3 separate regions of the Homo sapiens genome follow, and regions 2 and 3 are each linked to region 1. The links are chromatin loops, found by intact Hi-C in ENCODE. Cell type or tissue: heart left ventricle. All regions are shown on one strand.

The links. Peaks named below come from ENCODE experiments on the same cell type or tissue, not always from the same donor. Only the 100,000 strongest peaks of a DNase experiment are listed, where the experiment ranks them.
Region 2: it touches region 1 in a loop (15-fold over the local background); 79 of 110 quality-filtered maps call a loop at or near these places.
Region 3: it touches region 1 in a loop (2.4-fold over the local background); 15 of 110 quality-filtered maps call a loop at or near these places.

Annotation. Positions count from the first base shown.
Region 1 is chr19:58,154,210-58,156,709 of GRCh38, forward strand. It overlaps LOC124904784 (a long non-coding RNA gene), which reads left to right and starts at 1,004. Exons shown (of 2, transcript XR_007067360.1): 1 at 1,004-1,768. It also overlaps a transcript of ZNF329 not described here. In heart left ventricle, a CTCF peak has its summit at 1,031 (motif pointing left); DNase peaks (open chromatin) are centred at 292 and 922; H3K4me3 peaks cover 1,551 bases; H3K27ac peaks cover 938 bases.
Region 2 is chr19:58,020,918-58,023,417 of GRCh38, forward strand. It overlaps the pseudogene VN2R19P. Among named protein-coding and RNA genes, the nearest start is that of ZSCAN1, 12 kb to the right of the region's middle. In heart left ventricle, a CTCF peak has its summit at 1,158 (motif pointing right); no DNase peak of the experiment used is centred here.
Region 3 is chr19:57,946,383-57,948,882 of GRCh38, forward strand. It overlaps ZNF256 (zinc finger protein 256), which reads right to left and starts at 1,324. Exons shown (of 3, transcript NM_005773.3): 1 at 1,060-1,324. The coding sequence starts at 1,092. RefSeq lists enhancers at 733-812, 1,303-1,402, 1,473-1,562. In heart left ventricle, a CTCF peak has its summit at 1,481 (motif pointing right); DNase peaks (open chromatin) are centred at 909 and 1,409; H3K4me3 peaks cover 2,214 bases; H3K27ac peaks cover 884 bases.

The sequences.
Region 1 (2,500 bases):
TGTTGGCCAGGCTGGTCTACAACCCCTGAGCTCAGGCAATCCGCCCGCTTGGGCCACCCAAAGTGCCGGGATTACAGGCGTCAGCCACAGCTGTAACTTATTTAATGGGGCACTCAAGGCCTTTTGCTGCTGGCTCAACATCCCTTTCAGGCCTTCACTGACCTATGCCACACAGCACTTGCGCCCAGGGATAAAGAGCCGGATCAGCTTCTGCTCACCCCAGTCCTCTTGCCAGAAAGGCCCTCTGGCCTTTGTCCAGTTGCTGGACGCTGCCTCTTCTTTCTGGTTGGTCTCCTCCTCCAGGAGGCATTCGCGAACGCCCCAGTGGAGCCACACGGTCCATGCCTCTTCCACTTATTTCCCCAGGGCTCACATTCCACAACTACTAAATCAACACCGACACACTCATAAGCAGCCCCTTCCTCGTCCTTTTTTTCCTTCTGAGCTCGGGAACGTCTGCTGGGGGTGAGGGGGACTCGCAGACCACCCCCCCCCCCGCCCCAGGCGGAGGTCGGGGGCCGTCACCTGGCCAGGTGTCCGGGGAACGGCTCGGGCGGCTGACACCGCAGTCCGCGAGAGGCGAGGAGGATCCTTGGACTGTGGGCAGGATCGCAGGCAGCGGAGGCCCTGCCCGGAAGGCGGGATCTGGGGACGATCCCCATTCCTCCCAGCCGCAGACGCGGAGCCCACAGGAGTCCCCGCAGCCCTAGCCCGTGCACCCACGGCGGAGCCGAGGCCGCGACTCCGGGCCTGTTGGCTGGAACCCGCAGCCGTGTCTCGGGCCGCCCCGGTAGCGGCCACCCCTGAGAGCACTCGGCCCCGTTCTATCCCGCAGTGGTTTGGGGAGTGCAGGTCATCACTCCCACCCGCCAAGGCGGACGCCGGACCCTCCATTGCGCATGAGCGCCCACTGCGGCGCCGTTGCTGCGCATGAGTGTGCTTCCACCGCCTACATCTCCCAGAAAACCCCGCGGCGCGGCGCTCCACCGCTTCCGCCCTCGGGTTGCGTTAGCCGCGACGATGGCGCCCCCCAGTGGCAGCAGGGAGGCTGTGGGGGTGCTGGGCGTTGCGGTGTGCAGGTTTTCTGGGAGGATACCTGGCGCCGACCTTGAAGGGACCCCAACGTGAGAGGGAAAGACGCCCGTGATGCCAAGGCTTGGGCAGCGGACAGCCAAAATCCTGAAACCCCGCGGTGCTCCCTGTGATTCACTTTCCAGAGGCCCCTCAGTGCCCCGACGCTGGCCCGGAGGGCGGTCGCTGACTGTCTTGAGACTGAAGCTCACTTTCGGATCCTGGGCGTTCTTGCCAGGTTTTTTTTATTAATACAGAGAAAACCAGTGGCTTTGTGACAGTTAGTTTTGAAACTCCCTGAGGAGGGCCGAGCGCAGTGGCTCACGCCTGTAATCCTAGCGCTTTGGGAGGCCGAGGTGGGCGGATCTCCTGAGGTCAGGAGTTCAAGACTAGCCTGGCCAACATGGTGAAACCCCGTCTACTAAAAATACAAAAAATTAGCCGGGCGTGGTGGCGGGCACCTGTAATCCCAGCTACTCAGGAAGGCTGAGGCAAGAGAATCGCTTGAACCCGGGAGGCGGAGGTTGCGGTGAGCCTAGATCGTGCCATTGCACTCCAGCCTGGGCAACAAGAGCGAAACTCAGTCTCAAAAGAAAGGGAGAAAGGGAGAAAGAGAGAGAGGAAGGGAGGAAGGAAGGAAGGAAGAAAAGAGAAAGAAAGAGTCCCTGAGGAGCAAGCAATTCCCTCAGCCAAAGAGGTAAGAACTGCAAAATTGATAAATATTGCATTTATCTTACCCCCACATTTTATTAAGAACATTTTCAAACATGCAGAAAATTTGAAACGATTGTGTGGGCCTGGCACAGTGGCTCACGCCTGTACTTTCTGCACTTTGGGAGGCTGGGAAGGGAGGGTCGCTTGAGCTCAGGAGTTTGAGACCAGTCTGGGCAACATAGTGAGAACTCGTCTCTACAAAAAAATTTAAAAAATTAACCGGGCTTCGTGGCGCGCGCCTGTAGTCCCAGCTACTCAGGAGTCTGAGGCGGGAGGATCCCTTGAGCCCGGGGATGTTGAGGAATGATTGTACCACTGCACTCCAGCCTGGACGACAGAGCGAGACCCTGTCTCACAAGAAAAAAAAAATTGTGTGAACACCCACGTACCCAGGCCCTGGGTTAGATAATTAATATTCGACAATATGTGCTTGATCCAAGTATCCATTATTGCATTTATTTCGATAGTAATTAAACAGGAGATTGAGTGACTATGGGCCAGCCGTGGAGGCTCATGCTTGTAATCTCACACTTTGAGAGGCTGAGGCAGGAGAATCACTGGAGCACAGGAGATCAAGCCTGCAGTGAGCTGTGATTGCACTTCAGCCCAGGTGACACAGTGAGACCCTGTCTCACAAGAAAAAAATAAAAATGAGTGACTAATGGATTCAAGCCAATTAGCATCTGCTTATTAGCACATATGCTTTCTAGTTACA
Region 2 (2,500 bases), 130 kb before region 1:
AGAGACAGACAGAGACAGAGACAGAGAGACAGAGTCAGACAGAGAAACAGGAGGGAAGGCAGGCAGGAAGGGAAGAAGGGAGGGAGGGAGGGAGAGGAGGGAGGGAGGGAGGGAGGGATGGAGGAGGGGAGAGAGAGCGAGCCAAGCAGGCACAGAAAAAAAAAAAAAGGAGAAAAGGAAAGGAAGAAAGAAAAAGGCCAGATGTGGTGGCTCACACCTGTAATCCCAGCACCTTGGGAGGCAGAAGTGGGCAGATCACTTGAGGCCAGGCTGGTCTCAAACTCCTGACCTCACGTGATCGGCCTGCCTCAGCCTCCCAGAGTGCTGGGATTACAGTTGTAAGCCGCAGCACCCAGCCCCAAGGAATAATTGAACTTAATGTTCATTCCTCTCGTTTTGCCCACTTCAAACTTACGTTTCTGCTCCTTTGCCAAGCTGGGTTTTTGTTTGTTTTTTTTGAGACAGGGTTTTACTGTCACCCAGGCTAGAGTGCAGTGGCAGGAACACAGCTCACTACATCCTCCACCTACTGGGCTCAAGAGATCTTCCTGCCTCAGGGGACTACAGATGTGCACCACCCACCACCCCCAGTTAAAAAAAATTATTTTGTAGAGATGGGGTCTATGTTTCCCAGCCTGGTCTTAAAATTCCTGGGCTCACGTGATCCTCCTGCCTCAGCAGGCCTGGGGATCCGATTCTAGTTCCGGTTTGCACAGCGCCGACAACTCTGGGGCTACAGGCTGGAGCCACCGTGCGGGGCCTGGGATTCGGACTCTAGTTCCGGTTTCCACAGCGTGGACAACTCTGGGGTTACAGGCTGGAGCCACCATGCCGGGCCTGGGGTTCGGATTCTAGTTACGGTTCACACAGCGCGGACGGACAGTTCTTCACTGGCAGTGGCAATGACTCGGAACCTACTTGTGTTGTTTGGCCACGCTGTGATCTTTGTCAGTTTTTGCCTGCTTGTCGATTTGCCAATGAAGAGACTACTCTTCGTGCCCCGGAAGATAAAGTTCTATGAAATCGGGGTCAACGAGGTTTTGTGTCTGTGTTTGCTTCTGACCTGTGGCTGAGGCACAGGATGAAACTGCTCGGTCTCTGGGGTCTGTTGGATCAGAGACTTTAACACGCTCCTCGTGTGGGTGCAAAACATTCTCCTACCGCCAGAGGGTAGTAAGGAAATAGGCTATGCAAAGGTTATGGGGTCTGAACGGAACGGTGCTCTGGTCTGATTGGTTTACACAGACCCATAAGGCTGACGCAACAGGTAGAGCTAACAGATTTGAAAATAAAAAAACAGGATACCCAATTAAGTTTAAATTTCAGATAAATTCATCTAATATTTTAGCATAAGTATGTCTTGTATGTCCTGTGCAATATTTGGGACCAAATTCTACTAAAAAGGACTATTCATTGTTTATCTGAAAACCAAATTTCACTGGGGGTACTGTTTTATCTGGCAACCCTACAGGTACAGGAAAACAGCTTCTTGAGCTGCAGTCAAGAAATGCAGTTGCAGCTGCACGCAGTGGCTCATGCCTGTAAACCCAACACTGGGAGGCTGAGGTGGATCACAAGCCCAGGAGTTGCAGGCCAGCCTGGGCAACACAGGGAGAGTTTTGTTTTGTTTTGTTTTGTTTTGTTTTAAAAAAGGCCAGGCGCAGTGTCTCACGCCTGTAATTCCAGCACTTTGGGAGGCTGAGGCGGGTGGATCACCTGAGGTCAGGAGTTTGAGACCAGACTGGGCAACATAGTGAAACCCCATCTCTACTAAAAATACAAAAATTAGCCGGTCATGGCGGCGGGCACCTGTGGTCCCAGCTACTTGGGAGGCTGAGACAGGAGAATTGCTTGAACCCAGGGGGCAGAGGTTGCAGTGAGCCGAGATCGCACCACCGCACTCCAGCCTGGGCGACAAGAGTCAGACTTCGTCTCAAAAAAATTCAAAAAGGAAAAAAAAAATTGAGTCTCTAATCCTTTAAATGTGCTTGAATTAAAAGGAAAGAAAAGAAAGTCTACATATAGAAACTTCTAGTTCAGAAGCATTTTATGTAAGAATCCAAGTGGGAAGTAATCAAGGTGAATTCTTGGAAAAAAATCAGCCTGGCTTGATACTTTGGGGTTAAAAGCACCTAGAATAGCTATGCGGTTATTTGCAGAGGTTCTATAGAAATCAACTCTCCTTTTTATCAGGATAGGACTGGACTAAATTGATCGTACGATCAAGCCCATACCTGAAGTGTCACACCTCAGAATAAACTCCCCAATACATGACAACCCACCCTGAAGGAGTAAGGGGTGAAGGGGTGAGCTTTCTTTGTGGCCCCAACATTCACACCGCCCCAGGAAAACCCTTCCAACCTGTTCTGTGATTTACAGGGCCCCCTGCTTCACAGGTAGGAAGGCAGGCCTCTCCCCCAGCAGGCCAGCAAACTTTGCAAATTTAAGGCGTTCAAGGGCAGAGGAATCCTGTAAACCCAAATTTACAGGTTTCTCAGTG
Region 3 (2,500 bases), 210 kb before region 1:
TACTCCTATTGCCAATTTGTTCATCTTAGTTGATGAAACTTCTTTCCCTACAGCTGCTAATACCAAAAACCCTGGAGTCTTCTCTGAACCCTCTGTTTCACTCCCTCACCACCTACATTATGTAATTTAGTTGTCCCTTTTGAAACCACACATCCGGAATCTAACCACATCTCCTAAATCACGATCCTGGGCCAGTAACCCTCACTTGGACTAGTCTACCCTGATTTTCCTTCCTCCTCCCTCAACCCCCCAGTTTGTGCCCCACTGTGCACACAGATGAAGCCTGTGAAGACCTTGGTAAATTACCTCTTTTTTCTGATTCAAACTTGCTATTACCTCCTGAAAACACACTCAACTTCTCAGGCAGCCACTGCAGTCCTGACGCCTATCCTCCTGTTCTTTGCTTCCCACCAGAAAGCAAGGAGACTTGTGGCTTCATAAATGCACCCAGCTCCGTACTGCACCTAAGCATTTGCACATCTTGTACCTTTCTGGAAAAACTTTCCACACCCGTTCACATGGCTGCCAGAAATTGGAACAACTCTATATACCGGCTAACATGGACATAGGACCCTGGGCTTGGGGTTCACCCAAGGTCTTCAGAACTAAGGGCTGGGGGAATGGCACTCCACAACCCAGAGAACCTGTGGGTGGGAGTTAGGGCTAGTGAGAGACTGGGAAACCCTCCCCTTCCTGGCGTAGATTTCATAACCCTTTACAGCCAAGGGAAACGTAGAAAGAGCCAGGCCTCAGAGAAGAGCATCTATGGCGGTATTAGATGGGCTCAAGCCACCCCGTAGCCCCATGCCTGGCCTTGGAGCCGGGTGCCCTCGCAATGGCTGTGTCACCTCTGTGCCCCAGGGCTCAGTGGCGCCTCTCATCAGGGGCTCCTTGCCAGTCGCGCCCTCCCTTCCCTAGCACACCAGGTGTTGGAAACGGGAGCCCCTCCGGCGAGCCCCCGTGTCCTGTCCTGGGCAGCAGGGCCGCGAGCAAGCGCCCTCGGGGGTGCTAGGACTAGCGTGGGGAGGGCGGGGAAGGCCCAGAGGACGCGGCACATACCTGGGCCGGGGCCGTCAGCTCGGCCGCCGCCATCTGACTCTGTGAGCGGAGCGGGGCCAGAGAGGATGTCCTTATTCCGGGCCGGGCCTGGGTACCCTGGGCGCCGCCGAGCCTCAGCCACGCCTCTGTGCAGCGGGGAAGACTCCTCTCGCGCCTTCTCAGTCAGTCACGGATGATGCTGACCCAGCGCTCCGGGGCTTTCTACCAAGTAATCAGTCCAGACAAATGCCAAAACGACCGCCACAAGGAGGACAACGGAAGTCCCGCCGCGACCGCGCGTGCGCTTACGGAAACACCACCTTTCGGAGGCCTCATTGGCTGAAGGTCGCCGTCGCCCAACGCAGGCCATTCTGGGTAATGTTCCCACAGGCGCACGGCGGGAGAGTGAGGGTCGCCTCCACCTCCTTCCGGAAGTAAAGGCCAAACCCCTGTAGGGGGCGCTGGGAAATGGACACTCCAGGTTGGGGCGGAGGCGAGGCTTCGTTCTTTCTTAAAGGAGACGTACCCAGGTTTCTACCGATTGCTGTCTGCCAGTGTTTGTTTGGAGACGTGTCATTTCATGTGTTCCCAGAGGCACATATCCAGATGCACATATTATTACATACAGTCAGTCAGTCACAAAATATATCCACTGGTTGAGAAAGCAAATAAATATGACTATGTTGCGGCCGGGCGCGGTGGCTCACGCCTGTAATTCCAGCACTTTGGGAGGTCGAGGCGGGCGGATCACGAGGTCAGGAGATCGAGACCATCCTGGCTAACTCAGCGAAACCCCGTCTCTAAAATACAAAAAATACCACAAAAAAAAAAAAAAAAAGAAAAATTAGCTGGGTGTGGTGGCGGGCGCCTGTAGTCCCCAGCTACTCCGGAGGCTGAGGCAGGAAAATAGCTTGAACCCGGGAGGCAGAGCTTGCAGTGAGCCGAGATCGCGCCACTGCACTCCAGCCTGGGGGAAAGAGCGAGCCACTGTCTCAAAAAAAAAAAAAAAAAAAAAAAAAAAAAAAGACTATGTTGCAATTCAAACGCATGCACTCAAGCACTGGAGTCAGTTTTCTCAGTCTCTGTATGTTTGATTAGGGACAAGAAAAAAAACACTCCACACAGGTTCATGACAAAGAGGATGAAGGTGGGATGCGGAGGCACCCTGCAGCAGCAGGACATAAGTAGATCCCTGTCTCTGGGTCCCTCTCGTGCCTGTGTAGTCAAACATTGTGTCCAATTCACTAAGCAACACTTGCATGAATCTAATCTCACTTTCTCCATGCCTTTATATTCACTTCTTTTTAATAATTTGACATCAAGCTCAGAAAGAGAACAACAAAAGGAATGGTATTTTGAAAAGGCATGATGGCTAGCTAGAGCATTAACAGGTGGAACAAAGGGTGCTCTGAATCCCAAATGTAGGGTGTATCTTAAATTCAAGATCTCTTCTCAACGCTGA